Regions from separate parts of the Mus musculus genome. Here regions 2, 3, 4, 5, 6 and 7 are each linked to region 1. The links are chromatin loops, found by intact Hi-C in ENCODE. Cell type or tissue: heart. All regions are shown on one strand. Region 1 overlaps Maml3 (mastermind like transcriptional coactivator 3). Region 2 overlaps Maml3 (mastermind like transcriptional coactivator 3). Region 3 overlaps Maml3 (mastermind like transcriptional coactivator 3). Region 4 overlaps Maml3 (mastermind like transcriptional coactivator 3). Region 5 has its middle 2.8 kb from the start of Rab33b. Region 6 overlaps Maml3 (mastermind like transcriptional coactivator 3). Region 7 overlaps Maml3 (mastermind like transcriptional coactivator 3).

Region 1 (4,000 bases):
GTTCCACTTAAACTATTTTAATCCTTGGACCCAAGGAGAAGGCTGATAGGGGGTGGATTAAAAAAAAAAGTTCTTCCAAAATAGTGTGCCCCGGGAGCAGGATGGGGGATTTCGCAGCCCCCGCTGCCGCCGCGAATGGTAGTAGTATCTGCATCAACAGCAGCCTGAGCAGCAGCCTCGGCGGGGCCGGGATCGGCGTGAATACTCCCAATAGCACTCCGGTTGCTCCGAGTGGCAATCACCCCGCTGCCGGCGGCTGCGGCGGCTCCGGGGGCCCCGGCGGCAGCTCGGCGGCCGTCCCCAAGCACAGCACGGTAGTCGAGCGGCTCCGCCAGCGCATCGAGGGCTGCCGGCGGCACCACGTCAACTGCGAGAACAGGTATCAGCAGGCTCAGGTGGAGCAGCTGGAGCTGGAGCGCCGGGACACCGTGAGCCTCTATCAGAGGACCCTGGAGCAGAGAGCCAAGAAATCGGGCGCCGGCAGCGGCAAGCAGCAGCACCCGAGTAAAACCCAGCAAGATGCGGAGGCTGCCTCAGCCGAGCAGAGGAACCATACGCTGATCATGGTGAGGGCTCACTGGGGTGCGCGTTGGGGTCGGGGGCGTGGAGTTCCTGGCTTGGGGGCTGTGAGGGTCTGATTTGCACCGAGGGATGAGGTGGGATGGAGACGAAGGGTTAACGTCAACTTTTCTCAGGGTAAACGCTTTCGCCGCCGCCGCTACCTGTTAATCTGTCAGGGTTGTCAGATTTGGGGAGGAAGGGATGAGAGGGAGAGAAGCCAGTCACGACTCCAAGGGGAGGAGGGAGCTTTAGTGCCAGAGTGAGGTGCAGGAAAAGTTTCCCCCTCCTTGTCTTAGAAATCGATGCGAACCAGAGTGAACCCAGGAGTAGAAACCACGCTGCTCCTCTCCGCGCCCCGCCTTCACCTTTCTCTGTACCACCGCGCCTCCCCAGATAGGTCCCCTTTCGCCCACCCCTCTCATCACATCCGCCGGGTGCAGGGAGAAATTGATGCTGTCGCACATTCTGAGTGGGCGCCAGGCCCTGAACCCTTAGGAGGGGAAGGAAGAGTCCCTGACTTCCTCTCCTTTGGGCTTGGGAAAGTCTGAGAGTTTTGTGAATGAACTTTGAAGTGGGTGAGAAGCGAGTGAGGGTGGCTGCGCGCGCGTACTCGTGGGGGCGCGCGCGGATGCCGGGCGCGCGAGCGCTGCGCTCGTCGCTCTAGACCCGCGGCTGTGGCAGGGCAGGTGGGGCAGCTGCGAGGGGGTCGAGAAGGAGGCGGGGGCGCAGGGGAGCCAGAGCTGTGCTCTGACCCTGCCTTAAGGCTTAGGCTTGCTCCCTATCCTCTTCTCCAACTTGCCCCCACCTCGCACTTCACCAACTTTCCGGCGACGGGTAACGAGCCCGGAGGAGTGGAGGAAAGCAGGGAGGAGAAAGGCTTAAATGGCCGGGTGGGTGGGTTCGCGGGAGGATGCGCAGCCAATGGCTTAAGTGCTAGGAGGAGGAAGGGGCCGATCCCACCCCTAACCCCGAGGGTGGAATCCTTTCTCTTATCTCCTCTCTAGGGTTCTCTAGCTTTCTTCTCTGGGAGAGGAGGAGGGGGGAGGCCGGAAGCTTGGGAAAGGTGTGTGCACTCCCTCCCCCACCGTGTCGCTAGGTTCGGGGCCCCGGTAATAGCTTTCTCCACGGAGCGCGCTCGCTCTCCCCACCGTGCCTTCACCGGCTGCACGGAACCCGGTGCCGGCCGCCCTCTCCCGAGTGCTTTCTGTTGCGACGCGCACGTTCCGGATCTCGGAGCGCCAGGGGTGGTGCCAGTGTCGCCGGGCGCTCGGGAGGGCGGGCGGTGACAAAGAGCCGGTGTGGGGGAGGGGAAGGCCTCAGAGCTGGCTCGCTCCCGCCCCCCACCCCGCACGTGAAGAGGAACAATTTGTTTATCTTGGGCTTCAAGAATCCTTCCCTCCTCTCTGCTCTCCTTGGCCCCTCCTCCCTGCCCTCCCTCTTCAGTGCGCTCCCGCCCAGTCCCGCCGGCAGCGCCCTCCTCCTCCCCTCTCTCCCTCGCGTGCTTCCCTCTCCACCCCCCACCCCCCCCCCCCGGGCCCTCCTTCCCCTCCCTTTTGGAACGCGGCCGTGGGGGAGGGAGCGGGAGGCGCTTTGTCCGCCTGGCGGCCCTGCGCAGTCCCCGGGACCGCCCAGTGCCTCCGGCCCTGCCCCCTCCGCCGCCCCAGGCCACCAGCGCGGTGGGAGGAAGAACCCGGGTCCCAGAGTCTTCTAGGGAGCTTCTGTCTTAAAAAACAGGAAGCTCTAAACCACGCACACACTGGCTTTTTCCTGATTGTACCCTGAGCTGGGACGAGATCGGGGTCTTGACTGTAGCTGGGGGACCTAGGTGTCATCTGTGTCTCTCGCAGTCCCCTAGTCCCCCTCCCTGCCCTCACTCTCAGTCATGGGAGATAGCGAACCTGAGGCTGTAGTAGAATAAGCCAGGCATCAAGGATTCCATTCTTGCCCGCCCCTCAACCCCCTTTAATGTTCACACACCTTCTGTTCCCAATTGCATCAAAATGGACTTTTTGCGTGAGATCCAAAATTCCCGTCTTCTGATACAGTTTACGACCTTTGGGGATGGATGCTGGGGGCGGGGTACTGAACGACTGTGGAACAAAAGCCACTATCTTTTTTTAGAGACCTGGTTCGAAGGCAAAAGGAGTAGAGTCAGGAGCCAAAAAGTTTTTTCTCTGGGCTCTGTACTCCCTTAACCACCTTTAGGTTGTGGAAGGAAGACAGGGGTGGGGGGCGCCTCTGTGCTAAGACACCCGCAGGTACAGCCAGCCTGTATTCTGAGAATTCCTAGGAGGGAGCTCGCCCAAGACAGTGGTTAACTTCAAAATGAAAATATAATGCTTATTTGAATAGATGAAGACAACAGCTATAAATTTCTCAATGAATTCTACTTCGGCAAGTTAATAACAAACTTGAAAAACGATTGCCTGAAAATCAATTTTTTTCTACCAGTTTTCAATAATTTAGCTTATTGACTTATAGAAATACCAAACCCGTGTGCAAAACAGTATATTCTAGCTTCTGCCGAATCACAGGCACCTCACAGATGCCAGTGTGAAGAATGTGTGACGCGTGGGATGAAAATAAACCGTTTCAATCCTAAGCAAAGACGTGTGTGTAGAGTCTGTGTACAGAGACAGAAATTAACATAGCCATCCTTTATGGGTTACATTTTCCTGGAAAATAATTAGTTTCAGAATTCACATCCGCCTCTGGGATGGAAGACTACTTTAAGCTTATCCTATGTATGAGATTAAAAAAAAAAAACTTCAAGATGGGTTACTAAGAAAATGTTCCTCTTCATTTTCTTGAATTGACTGCTGGATTATAGTGGTACTCTGTTGGGGCACAAAGCAATTAAATTTAGTTCTCAGATTGGACTCACTATTTGGAAAGCCCTAAAGAAAAACGGTGATCAGCCACAGCCAAACAACAGTGATGATAAAAATAAAATCGAAAAGGATTCTTTTCTGTTTTATTGCTATTGTTCACCTTCTTAGGACCAATATGTCCAAAGTACTAAATATCGATTGGCTCCTTCTGCCTGGCTTGGGTTAAGAGGACAATCTAATGAGGGCGTTGCTTCTTTGGCTTTGCTTTTCTGTCTTACACATTTACAAGCATAGGCATGAAAGACAGACAACACAAACTAGCAAGCCAAAAGCAACGGGAGGTGGGGAGCAAGTAGTCTTGCCCAGTCCCTGTTTTAGGTCATCGTGGGTTCTCTGTAGGCTGCTGCATACATAGAGCAGGCCACACTCCCAGATTTGAGTGTATATTCAAGTGACAGGTCCTTTCTACACAGGTAGAAATCCAACATTGGTCATCACCATTTTATATTTACAGAAGGCCCCCCACCCTGGCCCCTAAAGATCCCTTGGTGAGAACTGTTGACTTCACAAATTTAAGAATCTCAGTGGAGAAGTTGTCTTTCCAAAGA
Region 2 (4,000 bases), 72 kb after region 1:
GAGGGGAGGATCTAGGCAAATGAAGTCTAAAATATGTTTAGAAGATACAAAGTGACGTTGATACAGTCACAGGCATTCAAATGAAAGTGTTGCAATATATTACTATAAAGGATTATGTTTTAGTATACAAGTGAGAGGAATCTATTATATAATCATATTGTATCCATGTATTGAAACACAGCCCTTTATAGTAAGGCACAAGGGAGAATGTATTCACCTAACTGCTCATATATGTGGGGTTCAAGGATATACAAATATTTGGCTCTGCTTAATAATTAAAATGATTAATTCCCCTTTCCCAATAGGATAGTGCTCAGTGCATAATTTGTTTTTATAAATAAAAAGATCACATGGGGGTTTGCCTCATATGGGAGTGCTAAAAAGAAATAAAGATATGTATTGGTTTGAGTAAAATTGGTGTTTTGTGTTAAAATAGCTATCGCGGGTAGCCTCTGCTAACCAAATAGACTTCTATGTTGGGCGAACCTAAGCCAAAAAGATAATATACAAACAAAGAACCAGAAACTGGAAGATTTTCTTGTGTAACTCCACAGTGGGTAGTCACTAACCTAATGGATATGTATGTATGTGTATGCATATAAGTATACACATATATATGTCTATAATGTTCGAGGCTGGGCCCCGAAGCTTCTGTGAAACGCTGTCAGTGTTTTAGGGACATGAGTCCAGTGACCATAGTTGGAGTAGCGTTCTGTGGATGCACATCCTGACCATGGCAGGCCTGTCTGCCCATCATGGCTGAATGGTGGGAAGAGCCTGAGTGAGATTCAACCTCTCCTGTCATGCCTCAGCCTCCTGCTCTAACTCCTTGAGTTGCCTGCCTCCCTTCCTTATGCTGTGGATGGTTGGGTTCATTACACACGTCTTAACTTCTCATTTTCCAGCAAATTAACCTTTACTTCAAAAATGTAAGTGACTAAACACTCTTTTCTCCCTTCACAATTAGCTACCACTTACACTGTGGTAGTCTTTGTTCAAGGGAGTATTGTGCTATTTTCTTTAATGCATTGCAAGCAAGTCCAAACATCTGTCTTGCATTTTGTAAAAACTTATTTTGGAGTGATTTATACCTTTGTGATTCTGAATGTTTTCTAGGTTGGCCTAAGACATTTTTCTAACAATTAAGAAAATCAATATATTGCTTCACCTGTCTATGGCCTTGAGTACCTGGATGCAGGCCATGGGAACTAATACAGAATTTTTTCCAGTATGGAGTCATTGGGAAACATCAGCTGCTTCCTCATTTATGGTTGAAATGACTCATTTTCAGGAGTCAGGGGAAATTTAGTTGAGGAGAAAGATTGTTAGCTGTCCAAATTCTCAAGAAAAAAGAGACAACCATGAATGCACATAGCAATTGCTTCTATCCTATGTGCCCTCCTTCCTGAAGGACATTCATCCATGATCGAATCTCTCACAGTCTGCTCTCTAAAGCAGCATCATAGTTGAGGTTGCCCTCCATACTGGAGACTGAGGCAAGGGAGTCTTTACCAGGAGCCACAAGAGCACTGAACTTACCATTGCTGGCATGTCTACTTTCCCAGTGACCTGGGATTGGTTCCCATATCCGGATAACCGGGGACAGTTAATTTAGGACAGTCTCAAGTGTGGCTTGGTCAGGGTATAGAAAGGAGCCCTTCCCGTAAAATACCCAAGAACCTGATCCTGAAAGGGACGTGGTCTAGATCATGTTCCTGTCCTGTCACTAGTCAGCAATGTGACCTTGGGCCAGTGGCTTCTTCACCTTGCCAAGCTGCAGATGGCAGAAAGCAAAGCCTGCCTCAGGAAGATGTGTAAGCCTAGGTGTGAAGTCTAGAGCAGGTAGCCCAGCACGCAGGCTGCTGTAAGTTCTTGTGAAGTTGGGACTTGTTCAGGGCCCATTGTAGCAGCAGTTGGAGACCCTGCCTTTGATTTCTTCCAAGCCCCAGCAGCTGCTGACAGAGAGATGGAAGACAGCGGTGGGGACCGCCGGGGGGTGGATGAGCAGGGATGTGCTTCCCACATCCTTCACGGTCTGGGCCCATCCTTTCTCTGATTTCCTGCTCCATGCTCCCTATCTGCCTCTTGATTGATTCTGCCTCCTCATTCATTCTTAAGGCATCCCTGATCTCTTCTGCACAACTCTCCAGGTCCGAGGGCTACAGCGAAGAAGTCAGTGCAGGAGCCGTTTTGAAGACTGATTTGTGTAGAAGCTGTGAGCGTTGATTGATTGTCACTCACAAACTTCGCTCTGTAAACCCATGAGCCGAGCATCTGCACGTCCTCACTTCCCTGTAACCCTGTGGGTGTCTGACAGAACATCTCGTACCCAGTCGGTGCTCAGTGCAGGGTGTGGGGAGGCGAGGGGGAAGAAAGATGAATAGGACCGCAGAAGTCATCCATCCATCAGAGTCCCTCTGGTGGCTATGAACGAGGAGTTGAGCTGGGAACGGGGGTATGATCTGATACAGAAAGCAGGACAGTTGGACAGATTTGGCTCCTCTCGTGGACTTCTTTAGTACTGGCCACCCCTTCATATACTGTCTCCTGGCCAAATGGGGTGGTGAGTTATACTTAAGGGAAGCTCAGCCTGGAATCATAGCTTTTGAGACAGATACACCAGACCCTCTGTTTCCTTTTTCATATTCTGTATGAGCTAAGAAGCCAACAAAATGGCAGTTTCTCTTTGGTCGACCTCCTGGGAGAGAGTTCTGTTTGGGAGGAATCGTGTCCTGGGAGAGAGTTCTGTTTGGGAGGAATTGTGTCTCGAATGGAGGGATCATGACAGCTACTGGGACCTCCCCCTGGTTTTTTGTCGACCGAGTGGGTAGAACAGGAGCCGGAAGTGTCTGGTGGACGTGCCAGTGTTGAGGAACTCGCGGCTGCTGTTTGATCACAACAGGCTGTCTGTTCTTCCTCCCCCACATCCACCACATGGACTCATGTCTTCGACACGAACACATTCTTCAAATAACACCTTCTGGGACATTCTTGCACCCCACCCCAGCCTGCCCGAGGACTCTGTGGTAATGAATGGGAGCTTTCTTAACTAATGATATTCTGGACCATCTGTCCAGCTGGTCACTGAGAACAGAAAGCAGATGCACGCACGCGTTGCTTCTTCTTCATCGTGGTCCCATAAAATTAGAAATGGAAAGATTATCTCTTTCCTGGATCTGGGAAGAGAAAGTCTCTCTCGATGCATTTCGTGAGAGATTTAGATTAAGTTGCTGTTGCTTTTGAAAGCATGAGTCCTGTGAGGCTTTGGATCTCGAGAGATGAATGTCTGTCTGTCTGTTTGTTTTGTCCTAGGTTAACGTGTAAGCCTGTGTTTGTTCTCGCATGCCACTTTGGATCTCTTGACATTAGAAGGAAGTAGATGTCTTGGTCTTCTGCTTTTTTAAATATTAATTGAAAATAAATATTTCTTCATGTAATATATTCCGTTCACAGTTCTGTTTCCCGTCTCACTTCTTCTCCTAGATTCTCCCCACCTCCCCACCCTTCCAGTTCCACACCTTCTTTCTCTCTCTCTTTAGAAAACAAACTGGCCGGCTGGTGAGATGGCTCAGTGGGTAAGAGCACACTGACTGCTCTTCCAAAGGTCCTGAGTTCAAATCCCAGCAACCACATGGTGGCTCAGAACCACCCGTAATGAGATCTGACGCCCTCTTCTGGTGTGTCTGAAGTCAGCTACAGTGTACTTACATATAATAATAAATAAATCTTTGGGCCGGAGTGAGCGGGGCAGGAGCGAGCAGAGGTCCTGAGTTCAATTCCTAGTAACCACATAATGGCTCACAACCATCTGTACAGCTACAGTGTACTCATATACATAAAAAAATAAATCTTTAAAAAAAACAACCAAACAAACAAATGGGCAAATTAAAAAGCAAAATAAAACAAAACAGCATGAGAAACACATTCTGCAAACATGCATGTACATGCATGCATGTACCTGTGCACACACACATACACACACACATACACACCATACAAA
Region 3 (4,000 bases), 210 kb after region 1:
GGGGGGGTGGCAGAGGCATAAGCAGGTGGATCCCTGAGTTTCAAGGCCAGCCTGGTCTACAGAGCAAGTTCCAGGATAGCTAGGGCTACACAGAGAAACCCTGTCTCAACAACAAACAAAGAACAGAGAGAGGGAGGAGGGAAGAAAGGATGGATGGAGGGGAAAGCAAGAGACTAGAGAGTAAGAGGCCCTGTAAGCACAGAGGACCAGTGGCCACTAAGGGAGTGGATGAGTGTCTGGCGACAGGGGTGGAGGCACTGCAGAGAAGACAATCTTCAGCCATCGGTAGCTTTGCTCCTAACTGTCCCTCTGTGCTTCACTTGTAATTTGCCCTCAATCCTGCTGACCAGCTCCCCTATGTTTCAAGGATGCTTCTTTTTAGGGCAACTTTCCAAGGAAGGAGCTTGCTTCCCAGAAGTAACTGCTGCTCTGCTGTCCCTAGAGGCAGGGAATAGTTATTTTCCAGCCTCTCCTTGTCTTGATACTTAGTGAGGTGGGGGCAGCCTTCCTCAGAATATCTGTGTGCTCACCACAGTTCAACCCCCTCTAACTGCCTGGAAGTGATTCTGACAGTGAACAACTTCAGCGATCACCAGGATTTTCTTTGTGAGGACTGAAACCTGTTCTCCAGTGTGACCCTTTTGACTTCCCTGAAGAAAAAGAGTAGCCAGTCGCCATCTTCCATGCGGTACTTTCATATCCTGAAGAGCATAATTCAATTGCGTTTTTTTTGCTTTGCTTACGATTGCAATGATCTGATTTTGCTGGAAGAATGTCTGTTGTAGGAACCATTTCAGCAGCTTCATTCAGAGAGAGCCCCTGGGTAGCAAGGGACACTTTGTCTGAAATGATGCTTGATGCTCACTCACCTGTCTGAAGGACAGAGACGTGATTTTGTGGACCCTGCCTGCTTCTGCCTGGGTTCCTTGACTGGGAAAGCTGTCCATCCATGCTGGATTCCCAGCAGCCCCTGAGTCATCTCCAAAGTCATCCATCCTAATGTAGAGAGTGCTACTTTTTCCTTACCCACACACACACGCCTTTCCTATTGTCTACCAGCATGGCTGAGTGCAAAGAAAATCATAGCTCTTTGCTTGCTTGTTCTTTCTTTATTTCTTTCTCTCTTCCATTTGTTGTTGTTTGTTTGTATGTTTGTTTGTTTTGTGGAAGAATCTCATGTATCCCAGACTGGTCTCTAATTCACTATGTAGTGGATAGAGGATGATCCTTCTGACTCCACCTCCTGAGTACTAGGACTGCAGGTGTATAACAACATGCTCAGTTTATACAATGGTGGGGATTAAGCCTAGGTCTTACTGCATGTTAGACAAGCACCCTTCGACCTGAGCTATGTCCCCAGTCCACCTTTCACTTTTATACCCAATAAGAATATCACAAACACAGCCGGAGGCATAGCAATCAGTTCTTGGTTGCTTCTTGAATCTGAAAGGTGATTATTCTACAGGCAGCCTAGCCATTGCCTATAAACAAAGCACTAAGCAGTAAGTGTTGTCAATGGTTGCGTGAACGCTAAGTTTCTTTGAGTTTAAGCTGTTCTTAAGATAAACAATCGAATCTACATGAATAAAGTTGTTGCAATGGCTTTGTGCTAACACAGTGATCTAGAAACTCTATGGTGGCTTAAGTTTTGTGGACGTTTTAATAACTGTTGAGTGATAATGGACAAAATGTGGACAATTCCTAATTTCAACAGTGCTATCTATCAACTATCCAAGAAGAGACCACTGAGAGGTGACTGTCAGTCGTGATGGCTAATCACAATCATGGGTAAATTCAATTTCATAACCACTTAGAAAGGTTTGCTTTTGAGTAGTTTTCTACCCTAATGGAAATTTAGTATTGCTGTATGACTGTGGTTCCACACACCTATAATCCTAGCATTAAGAGGCGGAGGCAGGAGCTTATTGACTATGAAGCCTGTGTGGTCTAGAAGGCCCTGTTGCACAGCCCAAAGTCTGGAGACACAGCTTCGTGTCCTTGTTTATATGAGACCTTGGGTTTTCTCTCAGCACTGCTTGCCCCACCTAAAGAAAATATGGCAGCATTGAGTGGTAAACCATAAGAGCAAATAAATACTCACAGTCTGTCTTGGTATAAATAATTTTGCCGAGGAGAAACAAGCAACTCTTTCTTAAGTAGAACTCCAAATGGTAACTATGGAAGCAGCATGAGAATCAGGGTCTCCGTGAGGCAGGCACCATCATAAGGAACAGGATGCACGCACAGAAGCTCCAACAGGGGGCAGCAGTGGAAAGAGACATGGGCTCATCCTCAGAGGGAAGGGCGGTGACTTTGTATAGTAGGGCCACCGGCACATAGCCACTTAACCAAGTGTGCTTGAGGGAAGCATCCCAGCGAAAGGCACATTGACATCACACGTCCCTTGATGCAGTACACTGAGAGGGACACAACATCACTGAGCTTTTCTGACAACGCAGAACCTCACTCCCCTTGTGTGAAGACACTACGCCAACCCAGAGGGACTGAGCAGCTTTTGCAGATAGGAAGAGACTGGGAAGAATAAAACCACCACAGGCACTGTGGGAGAATCCTGAGTAGGGTCCCAAGACAGAAAATGATGGAGAATAGAGTCGAATTCTATTATGGTCTATAGATTAATTAATAATATGTGTGAAAGTTAATCTCCTGTTCTTGAAAATTGAACCACGGTTATGTAAGACACCATTAGAGAAACTTGCAGGAGGGACCAAAAAAAAAAAAAAAAGAGCTTTTGAGCTGTTTTGCAACTTTTTTGTAAGTTAAAAAATGAACAGCATTTACAAAATTGTTCTGAAGGAGGGCTATGGGAATTAGTCATGTAGTTATTTCTTTAACCAAAGAAGAGCAAACTACCTGGTTTAAAAAAAAAAAAAAAGCCAAGCACTCAATTTCATCATTATCCCTTCTACCCAATATTCTTTGCTGTGTCTTCTATCCTGTGTTCCCACTTGCTTCTAGATGCAAGAAGTCCTTTCTATGGGGTCAGCAGAAGCTTATACCTTACACTGCCAGTGGATCTGGCTCCACTGGTCCTCTCCTGACATGAGGATGTATCCAGCTGAGTGTTGTCACTGTAGGCCTCCCTGGCATCCTGTGATGTCCTCTGCGTTGGATCATAATTGATGCTCTTGTTCTCCCCCAACCTCTTCTCCTCACATCGGAACATCCAATGAGGATGCTCCAGGTTCTCCATTTCTGGACTGTGGTCCATGACTGGACCATGATGCATTGCTTCCTCCACCCTTAGGTGTTTTCTTCCCCATACTTATCATACTTTTGAAAACTCTTTTTTTCACTTTGAATATGTTTAAGTATACAGAAAAGTAGAATGTAGCAAAGCTGCTCTGGCGTCGATCTGAACCAGATGAGTACTGTATTAGTCAGGTTCTCTAGAGTCACAGAACTTACGGACTGTCTCTCTATACTGAGGGCATTTGTTGTGATGACTTACAGTCTGTAGTTCCAACTAACCCAACAATGGGCAGCTGTGGATGGGACGTCCAAGAATCTAGTAGTTGCTCAGTCCCATGAGGCTAGTTGTTTCACTTGGTCTTCTGTAGAAGTGGGTTCCAAAAGATGTGCTGGCCAGTAAGTGCAAGCAGTCGAAGAAAAGCAATTCTTCATTGTTTCAATGTCTTTATGTAGGCCTCCAGCAGAAGGTGTGGCCCAGATCCAGGTGTGTACCACCATGCCTGAATCTGGGACTTGCTTTATCTCAGGCTGACCCTGAACTCAGAGCTCTCCTTGCCTCAGTCTCCTGGGATTAAAGGTGTGTACTACCTTGCCTGGGCCTAAGCTTTTCATGGCCACTGTGCCTCAAGATCTCCATGCCAAGATCCAGGTCAGAAACCTGTGCCTTCCAGCCTCAAGCTCTGGATCACAGGTGAGCCCTCCAATTCTGGATTGTCCTTTATTCCAGATATAGTCAAGCTGACAACCCGGAGTAGCCACTACAAGAACCTAGGATTAGATGTTCACC
Region 4 (4,000 bases), 310 kb after region 1:
ACCATTATCCTACTCTCTGTTTCTGTGAGAGCAACCCTTTAGCTTCCGGGTATGTGTGAACACGATGCTGTTCTATTCCGGACTTATTTCCTCCATTCCAGCCTTGTTGCCATGAGTGGCAGAAGTGTACATTATACAACAAAGCAACCTTCCACTATTATGCGATAAGATAGTGTTGCACAATGTTGTGCAGTAAGATAGTGAGACAGCTAGGAGATTGGGATGGACTCTGAAGTTTGGGGACCAGTACTCAAGCCTCAAAAGTGGTGTCGGGATGGGCTAAGACAGAACGTGGTGACTAGGAAAAAGCGTGTCGTGACGTCCTAGGGCTTAGAGGGACACAGCTCATGGGCAGGGAAAAGTGAGGTGGGGTGAAGCTGGGAAATAGTCTGGGGTCACGTCATTTCCAGGATTCTACCCGCTGTGCTAACAGTGAAGAGAGGCCGCTGAAGACTGACAGGCAGGCTGTTCTAGTGCAGTTGTAGTTGCATTTTTGGAAACCTCCATCTGACCACACAGCTGGTGGAGGGGAGTGGGCACGGAGAGAATTATTTGGAAAGAACTTTAGCCCTATAATTTGAAGGCTGAGAGAACGGGGTGAGAAGAAAGAAAGACAGGAGTAAGTGAATGGAATTCAGTACAATAGACACCGCGCCCTGGAGGCCTACAGTAAGGGCCTTGCTGATATTGGAAAATGGACCTTGAAGGAGAGGGATGTATTGGTTGGAGCCTAGGTTCCTGACTTTTAAAATCAGAGTGACATTGATGCCCATAGGCCCTGAGAGAATAGACTGTCAGAGGAACGTCATGGCTGGGGTCTGCCCTAGAGGGATCCTGCAATATCATACACTTGCAAGGAACTAGAAAGAGGGAGACCCGCCCAGGAACTCTAAGGCTACAGAGGGACCACCTCAGCCCTTCCAAGGGTAGAGCGTTAGCGTCTGGGGCGACAAAGCAGTTGAGCGTCCCCCTGTCATTGTGGCTGCTTATAGCCCCGGTCTGGGAAAAGGTAAAGCTTAGGGGAACAGAAACTTGGCCTTTTCCTCATTTTCAGCTTTCCAAACCAAGCAGAGGCGGGCCATTTTCAACAGACACTACTGCCAATTAGAAGAGGCAAAAGACCAGCACAAAGTAGGCTCCCAAGATCTAGCCAGTTGAACTGAACCAAAACCATCCGCTTCCTGGGCCCCGAGAAGGTGCAACATGTCACAGGTCCTCAAGGAGAAAGGGGCTGGCAGGGAGGACCCCTGCATGAGAATTAAGACCTCTGTGACCCCCATCTGTTCCTCCTCTCCTCTCCCTCCTCTCCTGCTGCCATGGAGACCAGTCTGGAATGGCAGTAAGCCTTATGCCCCAGAGAAAACAATACAGTGTTTGAAGAGTGGAAGTTGGCCTCTAAGCACAAGCTCTGTCGCCCATCCCCCACAGCCCAGGATTCTTACAAAAGGCAGCTTTTTCCGCTAGAGGGTCAGAGCTCTGCTGTCCATCGATCTGCGTCCACTTTGTCCCTCGCTACTTCCGACTTGTTCATTTTTGAACTCACACCACACAGCCTGAGTGTCATGGGTCTGTTTAGTCGGAGAGGTGCTGATGTGACCGCGTCCCTTCTGCTCAGTGGCACAGAGCATCCCGCTCCTTTTTGTGTCTTTGAACCGCTGCTGTTGACTCACAGGCTGGAGCGGTTGGGCTGGGCTGAATTAGAAACAATGTAATCAACATCTCTATTTTTATCTCTGCTCTCTCCCCTCCCCACTGACTCACGGTTCTCTGTCTCAGAGCCCGGGATCTTAAAAGACTTGCATTAGATCCAGGGTGAATACGCACAGATGTGGTGTTTCTGCCATTCAAAGCCAGGAGTGGTTTTTCTTTTTCTTTTTTTTTTTTTCCTGATGCACTGGGCCCACACGTCAGTAGTGTTATTTATTGCCGTTCACTGCCATCTTCTTTGTGGCTGTGTTACAGCTCAAGCTGCCTTTCCCTCCTGAGGTCTAAGATAAATTTTGCAGACAAGGGAGGAACCCGGGTCTGATTTCTGAAATGAATCTTCAGAGAAAACTTCAGCACTGAACTAAAACTTTTAACTTTTCCCAGTTAATTCGGGAAGCCTGACCTGGAATCTACAGAAAGCAAAAACTAAATACAATATAGTAGTAGGTCCCCCCCCCCAAAAAAAAACCACCCCAACGATGAAGGATCTTTTTTTCCTGCCTAGACTTCTGCATGTTGATGTGTATTTTTAAATTTTTAATTCTATAGACATAGATATGCTAAGTGCTTGGAATTCTGAAGCCTTAGATTTGAGTCCCAACCTGATATTGCTTGCTATTTATAATCTTCAGCTGACAACTTAATTCCTATTTTTAAGATTTTTTTTGGTTTTATGATTATGTCTGCCTGAATGTATTTATATGCATCACATATGTGCAGGTGCCCACAGAAACCAGAAGAGGGCACTAGATTCCCCTGGAAGTAGATATACAATGATTGTGAGCCGCCCAGTGTGGGTGCTGGGAACCCAAACTGGGAATTCTCCAAAAGAAACACTCCTAACTGCTGAGCCATCTCTACAGTCCAAACATGTCATTTCTCCATGTCTTACTTTTCTGTTTTGTGAAATGGAGTTTGACCTCTCAAACATACGTTATATATCTTATAGAATTGTTCTGAGGATTAAAAAAAAATCTAACGAAAAAGCTTTAAAAATCTAGATTTCGTGAGGACTTTAAAACAAGGGCCAGCACATAACAATCTGTCCAAAAACAAATTAAAAAGTTGGCTATTTTCGTGCCTCAGGCCATATCTACCCGACTTAAGAAAAGTAATTCATCTTTAAAAGAATTTTCATGGGCCAGGGTGGTAGTTCAGTCAGTAAGGTGCTCAGGCATGGTGACCTATTTGGTCCTCACTATTCACATAAAAAGCCAGCCGGGGTGACCTGTGCTGGGAAAGAGGAGCTATCCTGGGACTCAATGATGAGCCAGCCTAGCCTACTTTATGAGCTCCAGGCCAGTGAGAGACCCAGTCTCAAGAAATCAGGTAGGCAGTGTGTGAAGAACATCCAAGGTTGCTTTCTGGCCTACACACACACACACACACACACACACACACACACACACACACACACTCTCCTTTAACAAGCACAGAACACCTCGGGATGTTGCCTTATCTATTCCAGAATTTATGAGCCATCCTTCTACAGAAACTAAGGGAACCCTGTGTTACAGAACGGACCTATTTTTCTTTCTAGCATAAGCGCAGCCTCTAACTCCCCAGTCTGCCTTTCCTAGAATTTTATTCTCATTTCATCAAAATTGGTTTTTGTGTTCTGTATCCAAGGGTACTTACACGTTCTTCTCCAGATAATTGTATTTTACATGCAGTGACTTTTTCTTGGCTTAGCTAATGTCACCTCATTAGACTAGACTCTAATGATGCTCTTTCTTTTCTACAGTGCAGCCATGACAGTAGCCTGGGAAACTCTCTGCAGAAGTTATCCTTTCTCTTCACCTGGGTCTCCCCATCACCTTGAGCCCTGCACACTTTACTAACTGAAGGGTTAGAATCCAAGGAGGGAGGTTCACAGAACCCCAATGCAAATAAAAGTCAGGCAGTCTCTGGAAAGCTCCCAGCCGCCCTGTGCGTCCCAGAAACTGCAGTAACCTAGTAGGTTAACACATCTTAGGAGTCACACCCTCTTTGCAGCTATCCCCGCTGTTCCAAAACTGCCTGAACCACAGAGCTTCATGCAATGTGCCATACCTGCACCACCGCCACAAACCAACACTCTGGGACTCTTGGGCACAGATTCAGAGAGATCAAGGTACCCGATCTCCCGTGTGGGAAAAGCTCACAGGAGGGCAGCGGAAGCTTGAGGCAATGAGATGCATCCTGTCACCGTCATCCCATGTAGGGGTTCAAGGCTAACTAACTACTTGGGTCTTTTGGTATTCAGCCTGTATCATTATCCAGGCACCACGTTTATATGAGAGGTTACTAAGTG
Region 5 (4,000 bases), 620 kb after region 1:
AGTATGTTAGTGGTTACATGGAGACGTTTTGGAGTCAACTCTGAAGGATCTGACATGTTAACTTTGTAAGTCAACAAGTTCCAGTGCCAGTTGATGAACTGTCAATGAAACTCCTAGGTGAGAAAGAAAAGGCACCTTCTCAGAGAGGCAGAGTATACCCCATTCCCCAAGTGATGCCATGAGGCCAAGGTGATGTCTGTCCGATGTAAGTGGTAGCATTACAGGAAATGCTCTGCAGGAAACGGGTATTTCATAAATGGTCTCTGAATCTGTCCAGCTTCATCCAGAAGAGTGATGGTGCCTTTTCTCATCCTGGAGACCAAACAAGACTCCCCCTAGAACAAGAAGAAAAAAATATTTTTTATCACGCAAAAAACGATTGCTATACAAATATCCCTAGAAAAGAGCCCAGGAAGAAAGCTGTTGATCACTTTGCCTGAATTTACAGACATGAGACAAATGAGAATTAACCTCCATTAAATGGTTAATAGTTCATGAGATAATTTCACCATCTGTGTGCAGTGTTGGCAGCATTTTTCCTAGGAGGACTGAGATTTCCCGCATTCTTTGAATGCTTAGTAATTGGGCTTACATCCTGGGCATTTTAAACATTTCATTTTGAGACTTGGGTCCTATTGAAGTTCCATTGAAAATGTAGAACTGCATGATATAATAGTACATGCTGAGGCAGGAGGATAATCATGATTCAAGTTCAGCCTGGCTGCTGCCATGATGATCATGGACTAACCCTCTGAAAATGTAAGCAAGCCCCCAATTAAATGCTTTATTTTCTAAGTTGTCTTGGTCATGGTGTTTCGCTATAGCAATAGAAGAATAACTAAGACAGAGGCCTTCTTTCTCTCCCACTAAGGAAAAATGCTTATATTTAACACAATGAACATTCTTTCACTTGAGTGGAAATGAGTGGACATGGATGCTTGAATAGACTCTCTAAATCTCGTCAGTGCATAGCACTTCTGTAAAGCAACTCTGTGTGCTCTCAGGAAACACCTGGCCCTTGGGCTTTTTCTGCCTCCATGGGAGACCCGAGGCATGAAGAAGTGATACAAGGAACTGTACTGTTTATAAACATTTTGGTGTTGCACTGTGGGACATTGTGGTTGGGCCCTGGTTACTCCTTCCAGAAATAAGACTCAGACTCAAAATATATCTGCAAATATCTTGGCCATATAGCTAGGTTCTTCTCTGATTAGATATAAATTAAAATATCCCGTTTATTCTAGCCTACATTCTGCCATGTGGCTGGTTACCTGTGCTCAGGTACCATGAGTTCATCCCGTCGTATCTTTCTGGCAAATCTTCCCACCTCCTTCTCTCCCAGAATTCTTTCTCCCAACTCTTAGTTCCTGCCTAAGCTGATAGTTTGTCAGCCAGGAAAGGTGGCACATAGCCATGATCCCGGGTCCGCAGAAGGATAAGGCAGGAGGATCTCAAGTTCAAAGTCAACCTGCTGAATGTAGCAGGAGCAGAGGCAGGGTGACTGCTGTGAGTTCAAGGCCAGCCTGGTTTATATACTGAGGTCCAGGACAGCCAGGACTACATAAAGATTCTCTCTCAAACAAGCAGTATACCTATTATGTCCTTATAATGCCAAATAAAAAATAAATATGTATATGTTAAAAAAAAAAAAGAAAACTCAGTGGTAAGCCATTTACCTAACAAGGCCCTGCATTGATCCCCAGTACCCTTAAAATCTCAACAATTCTCTTAGGATAACATTTATGAATGACTAAACTTGTTTTTGGTTTTTTTTTTTTCTACAGTAGATATATATAGTGAAAAAGTGATTTCTCCAAAATAGGATGCTGGGTATGGCTGTTAAACTGTTCACTGGTGCCCTCTGGTGGCTACACAGGGAGAATGCACTCTTTTCCATGAGCCATTTTTAGTAACATAAAGAGTAATACTGGAGCTGATGGTAGAGTACATCTTAGCATCTGTGAGGCACATTTGATCTCTAGCACCAGAAGTAGTTATTTTGAAAAGTCACTTAATTACAACTATCATTTTATAGTTGATAAATATAAAAGTCAGAGCTGGGCATGGTGGCACACGCCTTTAAACCGAGCACTAGGGAGGTAGAGGCAGGCGGATTTCTGAGTTTGAGGCCAGCCTGGTCTACAAAGTGAGTTCCAGGACAGCCAGGGCTACACAGAGAAACCCTGTCTCGAAAAACCATACACACACACACACACACACACACACACACACTACACATATACATACATATGTGTACACACACACATATATATATATATATATATATATATATATATATATATATATCTCAAAAATCTTAAGACACTTTTTCTGCTTCAACTGGGACATAGCTCAGTTGGGAGAGTGCCTACTTAGCATACGCAAAGCTCTGGGTTCAACTTGTAGAGCTTCATAAAACTGGGTGTGGTGGTGCACTCTAATCCCAACCCTTGGGAGATGGAGTTGGGACACCAGACTTTCAGGAGCATCCTCTCTGAATTCTACACCATTTCTCCAGCAAACCTCTCTTCATACTTCTTTCCTGCTGCAACTATCTTTCCTCTTTACAACCCCCCTTCTTCATGTATTTCTTCAACTGGGTACAAATCATTCCTTCTGGGCTATTATGTATCAGTTACATTCCACTTTTCCTTTTGGTTTAAATCTATGTACAATTACAGTACGTATATACGTGCTGATGAGTGTGTACCGTGTGTGCACCCAGATTGATGACAGAGATCAATGTCAGGTATCCTCTATCAATCTCAATCCTTTGGGGTGTGGAGAGAACGTTTCTCAGAGATCCTTGTCTGTTCTGGAACTTGCTATGTAGAGCAGGCCTGCTTCTGTCTCCCAAGTGCTGGAACTAAACCCAGGTCCTCTAGAAGAACAGTCAGTGTTCTTAACCACTGAGCCATCTCTCCAGCCCCTATCTTATTTTTTGAATTACATATCTGTGTGCATGTGTGTGAGGAGCCACATCACAACATACACATGGATATCAGTGGAGTTCCACCATATGAGTCCCAGGTCAGCACTCGATGTCTGAGGCCCTCACCTGGAGCTACTTCACCAGCCTGAGTGCTGAAGACAAGGTCTCTGTATCAGGCCATCCGGCCAGCACCCCAGGAATCCTCTCACCTCTATGGCCAGCACCCCAGGAATCCTCTCACCTCTATGGCCAGCATCCCAGGGATCCTCTAATCTCTAACTCCCAAAGGCTGAAATTCTAAGTGAGCCTGAGTTCTATGTAGGTGCAGGGGCATGAACTCAGGTGCTCAGGCTTGCTTGGCAAGACTTTACCAAGATAGCCAATTTCCCCAGCTCCATGGAAGGCAATTCTTAATTAAGTTTTGCTAATTTACTCATTTTAGCTACAGAACTTTACATAGTTCAATTTATCCATTCCTATTTAGACATTCTTGTGTTACTGGATTGGGGGTGGGGGTGGGATTTGGTTTTGTTTTGTTTGTGTAGCCCTGGTTGTTCATTCTGTAGATCAGGCTGGCCTTGAACTCAAAGATTGTTGGAATTAAAAGCATTCAATATAACCGCCCAGCAACACTCTTGTATTTTATACAAATATAATTTGTAAAAGTTAAAATTTGTAGGGTATCAAGGAAAGAATTATAAACTGCTTCCTTAAATATTGGCCTAGTGAGCCATAGCAGGCGATAATGACGAGGAATAATGAAAATAGCAATACTGACAAGAATAACCTTGTTTACTCTACATTGGGCTACAGTGGGAAAAAAAAGTTAAAAGTTATATCTAAATGTTTGACCTAGAAATTTTTAGTACAGTGTCTGAGACATGAGTCAGTCTGTAACCTGATTCTAACTTACCTGCAGGCTGCTGCAACAACTCCATTATACTGCTGTGGTATGAAACCTTTAGAGTTTGTGCTGTTACTTGGCAATTGAGTCACAGGATCAAAGAAAATAATCTTACTAATTCTGGACCTTCTGTGAAGGCAGATCGAAAATGGAGACCTCCAGGT
Region 6 (4,000 bases), 190 kb after region 1:
TGAGGAAGGTGGTCACCTCTGCTGGTTACCATTCTGAAGTGCACCTGCTTCCTCTTTATGTCTTCCCGTCACCTGAGAGGACAGTGGGAGGTCAGTGTGCTCCCTGAGTTCCGCTCCTGTCTGTGGGAAGGACACTGGCTGCCTGTCCGGCCCCTTTCTCTGGGAGGAGGGGCCCATGCATTCATGTGTTCCTATGGTGGGGTGCACACTGTATGCATGTGTGTTCCTGTGGTGGTAGGGTACACACTATGCATGTGGAAGTCAGAGGACAGCATTGGCTGTCATTTACCAGCTGCTGCCAGCCTTCTTTTTGACAGGATGGGGAATGGACCTGCTGATACTCTAGGCTGGCTCATAGTCCTAGCCCAAGTTACTTACTTACTCTATCTATCTATCTATCTATCTATCTCAATCTCTCTCAATCCCCCCCTCTCTCTGAGTTATAATGCACACAACCATGACTGATTTAAAATAAATAAATAAATAAATAAATAAATAAATAAATAAGGGTTCTAAAAACCCAGTTACTTACTGATCTCTGTCCGCAACCTGATCATTTCCTGAGCTGCCTCTAGATGACCTCTCTACACTTAAGCCAGGAGGTACCCAGAACAGAGGGCCTCTGACACCCACACATGGCAGGCTGCCTGTGGATCTCTATAGTCCTGTGACAATCAACCTTCCCAAGCTGGAGCTTAAAGCCCCCTTCTGCCTCCTTTCAACGCAAGACTTTGCTACCAAGAATTTTCCTGGTAACCTTCTTTGTTTTTTTTGCTTACAAAACTTTCCTTGCTATTAGACCTGGGGGTTGGGGGAGGAAAAGAACAAACACAAGTCAGCAATAAAAGCTCTTGTTAAGTTAAACATTGACCAGGGCAGCATTCATCAAGCTGCTAGAGTCGTGGCAGCCGTCCTGTTCCTCCCCCACAAACGCAGAAGCAGCTGGAAGGGAAGCCTAAAGTCTAGGAGGGGATGGCTCCCTCCTCCACAACTCTGCCTACGTCAGCCCCTGAAATAGAAACGTGGGGATGGAGTGGTTTGATAGCAAGGAAGAATCTAGAGAGAAAGCAGTGTCATGTGGCCTAAACTGGCCAACTGCTGCCTCCCTGGAGACATGGGGCAGAGAAAAGGATGGAGCCTCGCTCGCCCTGGCATTTCTGCATCTGTTTTCTGGTCCTTGCTGCTTCCATGCTTGCAGTAGCTGCTGTTCTTCGTGTTAGTGCATTCATATCAGCGGATGGTATAAACACTTAGGCAGCCAGCCTGCTATGGAGGAAGCCAAAGCAAGAGAGCTCTGGGCCAAGGTGATTTCCCTACTCTGACTCCCCCATCCCCACCCCCTGGTCTCCAGCCTTTTACAAAGCATAGTGGTTTAAGGTTAGCATAGGATGGAGAGAAAGGATCTGAGGCTTGGTCCAGATCTCTTCTTAAGGAAACAAGTGCTTCCCCACTGGGGCTTAGCTCTGGGAACTGTGACCAAGAGAAACTGGAAGCCCTAGTAGGAAGGGTCTCCAACAAGTGGAATGAGACCTGTAAAACCAAACCTGTGTGTGGCTAGAAGACAGGATCAATCAAAGAAGTGAGGTCAGTCTCCACCATAGTGGAAGGAGAAGGTTATCAAAATGCCATCTGTTAGAGGAACTACCCCTTCAATGTCCTTCTGGCTGGCCCAGAAAACACAGAAGTCCTTGGTGTAAGCACAACAGGACTGGGCTAACCACTGCTGAGCAGGGCAGCTATGAGTCTCTGGGGCACTGTTTGGGTATAGCAACTGACCAGCATGTGTGTCTTTGTAGCCTTCAAACCACAGTCATTCCCAGAGGGCATGTGGATTCAAATATCTCATCGTGAAGCCAGGGGAGTGGGGAGAGACTATCACATAGAGATGTACTATTTCAGGAGGTGGCCACTCCATCTTTCTCCATAGGAACCACTGGGAAATCAGGATGGAGGTGGGATCTCTGCACCCCTGTGCTTCAACCACCAGCATGAGAGGCAAAGGGAGAAAGATGCTGGGGCCTTTATAGTGCCCCGGAGACACAGAACCAATAGCTCTTTCACTCTAGAGAGAAGGAAGTTGATTTGTCACAGTACTGATAACAGATGACAGTCTCCCCCACAGCAGCTCCGTTCACATCTTGCCAAACACCTGTAAACCCCTAACAGAACAAAGCTGGGTGCTGGAGACTTGACTCAGCAATTAAGGGCACTGGATGCTCCTACAGAGGACCCAGCTTCAATTCCCAGCACCTACGGGGCAGCTCCCAGCTTCTGTAATCCCCACTCCAAGGAGTCTGACCCCCTCTTCTGGCCTCCGTGGTACTACACCCAGGTGATATACATACATACAAGCAAAATACCCATACATAGGAAATAAAAATAAGTAATTTTTTTAAAGTAGGGTTGTCAAAAAAAACCATTAGAAGGTAGCTCTATTTCTGCTTTTTAGAGTGTAGCTACTTAGCATGTGCTGGGGAAAGAGGGAGGACAGGACTGGCTGAGAGATATTTTTAAACAGAATTGGCTCATTAATGGGAGTGTGGGATGTACTAAGTTCAAAGCCTAGAGAGCAAGCCGGTGGGCTGTCCTGATAAGCATGGCTGTTATAGTCTTGACTTGGAAGTCTTCGGGTTTTCTGTGATCCAGGTTTAAAGCAGAATATTGCTTCTTTTACAAATATCAATCCTGGCTCCAAAGGCCTTCAATTCATTGAATGAGACCCACTCACATTACGGAAAATCATTTGCCTTTCTGATCTAACACTAACCCGAGGCTGCACGGGGCCAAGGATGGTTACAAATGTGGCCCAGCGCAAAGTTGTAGACTTACTAAAAATCAAAGTTTGCAAGTCTAAACTTTACAGATGAAATGGTTGTGTTGCAGTGTATACTAGATGCTAATATAAATATTATTCGTGTCTAAAAAAGATTACTTTCACAACACCTGAACTGAACTAGAAGAGTTTTTTTTTACTTTTTGGGGTGTGTGTGTGTAAGATTTTAATTTTTGGATGTTGCTTTCTCTTCCTTTGATTTTTATTTTTGGGAATCGGCTCTCAGACTTAGCACAGGTTAGCCTCTAACTTGCTATACTCCCGTGTTAGCCTCCCAGCTGCCAAGATTATGGACACATGTGTCATGCCCAGCTTCAACTAGCATTTGACCCAATTTCTGAGCACTATAGACAAGCTAGGTTGCTATGTATCATGAGCACTTCCTGGAAAATAGAGGAAGGAGTATTCCCTCTCCCCAAGCAACACTCAGAGATGTTGTGAACTTGTAATTATGGACTCTGTAGTTGAGTAATTATACTTGTAAATTGAAAGTAGAACATTTTGGTCATAGTTCCATAAAGTCAAATGTTGAAAGTGTCTTAGGTATAAAAGTTGTGTTATCTGCCTATGTGGCAGGCTGGCTGGTTTTCTTGTGACACATTGTCTGTGACATAATCTCTGAAATAATCGATAGTCACTGAAAATGGTCTCTTTTGTTTTTTAACATTGCTCTCAGCAGACAAGTGCATGGGCCAATACCCAGCCCTAAAACAGCAGGAGCCCAGTTCTGATAAAACATCGTCTGATAAGGGCTCGGAGGAATTGGTTTCGGTCCCTACTTGGGGACTTGCAGAATGGCATCAGATAGGAAAGGAGGGAGCACCATGTAAAAGCTTAGCCCCAAAGTGCCACTGCCTGAGTTCACGTCCCAGCTCTGACTCTGCGATCCCATGTTTATCTGCCCAGCGCCTCTGTTTCCTCACACATACAATGAGGACGGCATGCATGCTGTCTCCCTGGTAAGATTGGGATGATTCAGAGCATCTGCATGTCCACGCGGCACTGTGTGAGCATTTACTAGGATAATGAGATAAAAGTCCGAGTTAGAGGGTTGAGATGGCGGAAAAGAAGTTTCTAGAAAAACTTTTATGCCTCAGAGCTTTGCTATAATTCCTTACATGTTTAAGATCACTTTATAACGTTGTCTTTGGGGAAATTCCATTCATA
Region 7 (4,000 bases), 56 kb after region 1:
CAAGTTCTTTATCCACTGAACCAATTCCTCTCTCCTTCAAAACGTAAAACAAGAAAAAGTATTCTGAAGGCAGACTGACTATACAACTCCACGAAGTCTCAATTGAAGAAGCTCCTGTGTGGCGTGCGCATGCGCGCGCGTGCACGCATACACACTTTCTGGAACGTACATTGTCTTCTCAGAAGCATGGCTGATTGAGGAGGATCCAAGCTGGATTCTGGTTAGTTCAGATTTTAAGATAAGTGAGCTGTCTTGCTGTGTGACTCATTCGGTGCTGTTTTAAGCAGTTCCACAGCCTCAGAGAATAAACGGATGCCTAATCATCTCCTGCTTCCTGTCATGGTTGACGTCATTGTCACCGTCATTGTCTTCATCATGTTAAGTACCCCAAAGCACAGAAGTTGCCAGACAAAATATGTTACATAGGTATCGTCTTTGGTGTCTGGACGTCTGCTCTCTTTAAATAGATAACTCCCAAATGGGTCTAATTGAGACTCAGATATTGACTGATTGCCCCGTGGTAAGAAACAGATGGCATTACCCAGTAATCTGAAAGTCCAAATCCAATATCCCAAATGCTGAGAGTCTCCTGTGTGTAACAGGTGTCCACGGTGTGTCACTAGGTTCTGAGGCTAGACTGTGAGAGTGGACACAATCCGGAGGAGCTCCGTGCAATGACAGAGATGTGTCTTAGAGTTCCAGGAGCCAGGAAGAGCATCACCGAGCCCAGCATGCAGTTGGGGAGCTCTTGAGCAAAGCCGTGGGTTTAGCTGGGTGAAGTGGTACGAGGAATAACGGAGACTGAGCAGGGCATGGGAGATCCCTAGTGCAGCAGGAGATTGATGCAGGCAGGACTAAGCTTGGCGATACTGGAAGGGAACAGCTTTCAGATGCCACGCGGAAGGCCTTGGAACAAGTGGGGCATTAGTGTTAGCTCTCTCCTGGTGTTGGGCAAGAGACACAGAGGAGGGCTCGGGGCTGAGCTAAGGGGCTGTGCCCTCATCTCAGGGTGCTGGGAGCTGGATTTGAGAAATGTGAGTGAAATAAAATGCAAAAAGCTTTTGCTTTTAGAGATGGGAGATGAGGAGGGAATAGGAGCCCAGCCTGAAGGATTGGTGGACCATCAGTCTCTTTAGAAAGGTCTCTTTAGAAAGAACTCATGGTTTCCAGTTTGGGGTGTGCAGGTCTGTGGGGAGGCACTGAGATCCAAGACAGGCTCTTGCTATCACCCTGGATAACCCACAGTGGCAGAGTCATTGATTTTTGCTCTGTCAAGACAGGGGGAGCAGGAAATGCGTGGAGTGTGAAGTGGGAGGAGCTAAAGCTCTTCCCATGATTAAACTGAATCTGACGGAACCACCGCAGAAGGATGAACCCAAGGTCCGTACACTGTGAGGTCCTTTGAGGAAGAGGCAGGATCACAGGCGGAGGCAACTCTGAGATCCTTGGGTGTCAGCAGCCAAGCTGAAGAAAGGCTGCCCCCGTGTCGCAGTAGGAAGGGATTCATGCTGCTGATTGGACGGCTCTGTGTTCTTGGCTATCGGTGGCAGGCTGCCAAAGCTCCTCTAAGCTGTCACTCACGGCCGGGAGGGCCGGACTTGTGGAGCTTGCCTCTCCAGAAAGTCTTTTTGGCCTTGAGACAAAAGAAAAAGAGCAGCTTATCGCACACTTCAGGATCCAGAGAGCCAGGAATTAATGAGCTAAGACACTGACCGAGGAAGTGGGAGAAAGCAAGGAAGGAGAGGTTCAAATGGTGGTTCTGCTTAGACGATAATGATGGTGATGACGATGATTATAAATCCTTGCAAACAGACATGAAAAGGAGGAGAAAGTTAGACTCTCGGGATCCTTAGGAGCTTCATTTGGGGCCACCATTATCTGAGGAGCCAGTCTCTGTGCTCAGTTGTCCCCAGTGACAGAAAAGAGAAAGAAATCTAAGAGTTCCAGATTTATAGATTTTCTTAATAATAAGGATGACGGTAGATGAGGGAAGGACAAATGGGAGTCTGTGGCCAGCGTGGGCAGGCTGCCTCCTTGTTTTATTTTACTGGTGATTTTCCTTTGCTTTGCACAGATCAGATTTCCCGCTCTGGTATTCAACAAGGAGCACATAGCCCGAGGATAGCAATTAGCTCTCTCTGAGCCCACTCTCCTTTGCACAGCTCTCGCTGACGTGTGCAATTACTAGCACCCCGGCAGCTCTTTTCAGATCTCGGCTGTGCACAGTGGGAAGTCAGGCCCACCATCCCAGAGTCCTCTGCCCAGACTCCTCCTCACCTGGTGCACAGGGACCTTGCCTGCAAATAGAACTGACGTGCCGGGACGTCATCGGGCCTGGCAGAGCTCATTGGCAGAGAAGTTCAGAGTTTTATTTTCAACCTAGAGACAGGCGGAGATAGATCCAGCTAGAACAGGTCTCTTCCGGCTTAGGCCCTCCTCCTGTGGTTGCTGGAGTTGTGGAGGATGGAATGTCAGAGGGAGCGTGCTTCTTATAGCCTCCTGGCTCACAGACTGAAGTTGGCTCCCTACCCCTCCGGCTGGTCCGTCGTCACAGTAGTCCTACGGTGTCCTGCGGGAGCTGCCTTCCCACAGCTTTCTTCTCTGCTTCTTTTCTTTCTCTACCTTGTGTGGTCAGGGTGTGTGTGTGTGTGTGTGTGTGTGTGTATGTGTGTATTCCTCAGGTAGATCCACTTCCAAATGAAGACCCCCCCCCCACCCCCAGCTAAGTTAATTCACTTCAGCTATAAAGTTGCCTGGGTAGACAGGAATGGCTTAAAACTTTAGGAATAAAAACTATAATACAGTGCAGGAAATGTTGCCTTTGTGTGGGAGGCAGAGAAAACCAAACCCTAAGAGGCTGAGATCCACTTCCATTCACCCTTCAAGGGAGGGCATCTTTGCCAAACCTGACTCTCCACAGGAGGATTCATAAATGGTGGTTGTTGTTGTTGTTTTCTTTTCTGGTTCATCTCATACCTGGCTGTGCCTTTAAGGAATGTTTTGGGGGGAGGACAGGGCACGCTTTGAGACCTCCTTCTTATGTATCCCAGACTGGCCTGTAACTCAGGATCCTCCAGCCTCAGTCAGCCTAGTGAGGGGATCGAGGTGGCACTGTGCCAAGCCTACATGTCTTCTTTTAAAAGGCAGAGACTTGCTACCGACCTAAAATCCAAGAGACCACAAAAGCAAGCTCTGGTGTGCCCACTCAGGGCTAGCTGAGGAGGCTCCCAAGTTCCCAGGGATTTTAGGGCGGAACTAGCAAAGGGTTAAGTGCCCCTCCCCCAACCCCCATCCCGCCACTACCTGACTCCACCCCCCCCCCCTCGTTGCTTGAAAGAGCAGTGTGGCCTAAAATGAGGGTTCTCTGCTTTGGCTTCTGTCTCTCTTGCTTGTCCTGACTTAGTAATCGTTCATTGTGACCGGCTTCTGTACATTACCTTGCCTCCTGTCCACAATCGCTCCACAGCTAAATTTCTGTTGCTTTTTAATTATCGCCATCATTATTTGGAACCGACGCGATGTTTTAAGCGAGATGTTTCGTCTTCTCGGTTGCCCCAGTGAAGAGGCCCGAAAAGGACCACAGCCCAGCCGGAGTGGGCCTCCCCTTCGAGGAAGCCCCTCGGCCACTCCCACCCTGGTGGGTTGTTTGTGTCTCACCCCATCAGCCACTAGGTCTTAGTAGGCTCCTGTCCCCCAAGGGGGTTTCTCTTGTGCTGTATTCCTGGGCCTGGCCTCTGATTCCACACATTGAAACGCAAATGACAGCAGTAATTGGCTGAGAGATAAACCTCAAGGAGCGTGTGAGCCGGGCTGCGGGGAGTTAAGTGGCTAAGTGACAATTACCGTGCCGCAGCCTTGGGATCAGCAGCAGCCGGGCCGTTCTCGTACAGGGTTTTAAAGGAGCAATATCACATTAATTGGAGGCAGGCTTCTGGGTTAACAGGCCTTACCCGGCCTCCCAGCTTATTTTATTCTACTTTAGGGATGAGAGTGAGTGGGT

The links. Peaks named below come from ENCODE experiments on the same cell type or tissue, not always from the same donor. Only the 100,000 strongest peaks of a DNase experiment are listed, where the experiment ranks them.
Region 2: it touches region 1 in a loop (2.2-fold over the local background); 17 of 42 quality-filtered maps call a loop at or near these places.
Region 3: a loop joins it to region 1, with 2.2 times the contacts of the local background. A loop is called at or near these places in 5 of 42 quality-filtered maps.
Region 4: a loop joins it to region 1, with 1.9 times the contacts of the local background. A loop is called at or near these places in 4 of 42 quality-filtered maps.
Region 5: it touches region 1 in a loop (2.1-fold over the local background); 2 of 42 quality-filtered maps call a loop at or near these places.
Region 6: it touches region 1 in a loop (5-fold over the local background); 6 of 42 quality-filtered maps call a loop at or near these places.
Region 7: a loop joins it to region 1, with 7 times the contacts of the local background. A loop is called at or near these places in 17 of 42 quality-filtered maps.

What each region holds. Positions count from the first base shown.
Region 1 is chr3:52,100,245-52,104,244 of GRCm38, reverse strand. It overlaps Maml3 (mastermind like transcriptional coactivator 3), which reads left to right. Exons shown (of 5, transcript NM_001004176.2): 1 at 1-566. The coding sequence starts at 102. Among named protein-coding and RNA genes, the nearest start is that of Maml3, 2.8 kb to the left of the region's middle. In heart, a CTCF peak has its summit at 2,177; DNase peaks (open chromatin) are centred at 364, 424, 1,474 and 2,194; H3K4me3 peaks cover 3,084 bases; H3K27ac peaks cover 2,952 bases.
Region 2 is chr3:52,028,737-52,032,736 of GRCm38, reverse strand. All of the region lies in intron 1 of Maml3 (mastermind like transcriptional coactivator 3), which reads left to right. Among named protein-coding and RNA genes, the nearest start is that of Maml3, 74 kb to the left of the region's middle. In heart, a CTCF peak has its summit at 2,448; a DNase peak (open chromatin) is centred at 2,936; H3K4me3 peaks cover 1,439 bases; H3K27ac peaks cover 1,594 bases.
Region 3 is chr3:51,892,996-51,896,995 of GRCm38, reverse strand. All of the region lies in intron 1 of Maml3 (mastermind like transcriptional coactivator 3), which reads left to right. Among named protein-coding and RNA genes, the nearest start is that of Gm46803, 190 kb to the right of the region's middle. In heart, a CTCF peak has its summit at 2,252 (motif pointing right); no DNase peak of the experiment used is centred here.
Region 4 is chr3:51,786,599-51,790,598 of GRCm38, reverse strand. All of the region lies in intron 2 of Maml3 (mastermind like transcriptional coactivator 3), which reads left to right. Among named protein-coding and RNA genes, the nearest start is that of Gm46803, 81 kb to the right of the region's middle. RefSeq lists an enhancer at 1-2,747. In heart, a CTCF peak has its summit at 2,442 (motif pointing right); a DNase peak (open chromatin) is centred at 1,608; H3K4me3 peaks cover 1,970 bases; H3K27ac peaks cover 2,245 bases.
Region 5 is chr3:51,479,123-51,483,122 of GRCm38, reverse strand. No RefSeq gene overlaps it. Among named protein-coding and RNA genes, the nearest start is that of Rab33b, 2.8 kb to the left of the region's middle. In heart, a CTCF peak has its summit at 1,864 (motif pointing left); no DNase peak of the experiment used is centred here; H3K4me3 peaks cover 161 bases; H3K27ac peaks cover 116 bases.
Region 6 is chr3:51,913,291-51,917,290 of GRCm38, reverse strand. All of the region lies in intron 1 of Maml3 (mastermind like transcriptional coactivator 3), which reads left to right. Among named protein-coding and RNA genes, the nearest start is that of Maml3, 190 kb to the left of the region's middle. In heart, a CTCF peak has its summit at 2,321 (motif pointing left); a DNase peak (open chromatin) is centred at 1,020; H3K4me3 peaks cover 837 bases; H3K27ac peaks cover 1,921 bases.
Region 7 is chr3:52,044,606-52,048,605 of GRCm38, reverse strand. The region is part of intron 1 of Maml3 (mastermind like transcriptional coactivator 3); the gene reads left to right. Among named protein-coding and RNA genes, the nearest start is that of Maml3, 58 kb to the left of the region's middle. In heart, no CTCF peak of the experiment used is centred here; DNase peaks (open chromatin) are centred at 265, 835, 1,535, 2,345 and 1 weaker place; H3K4me3 peaks cover 2,986 bases; H3K27ac peaks cover 3,474 bases.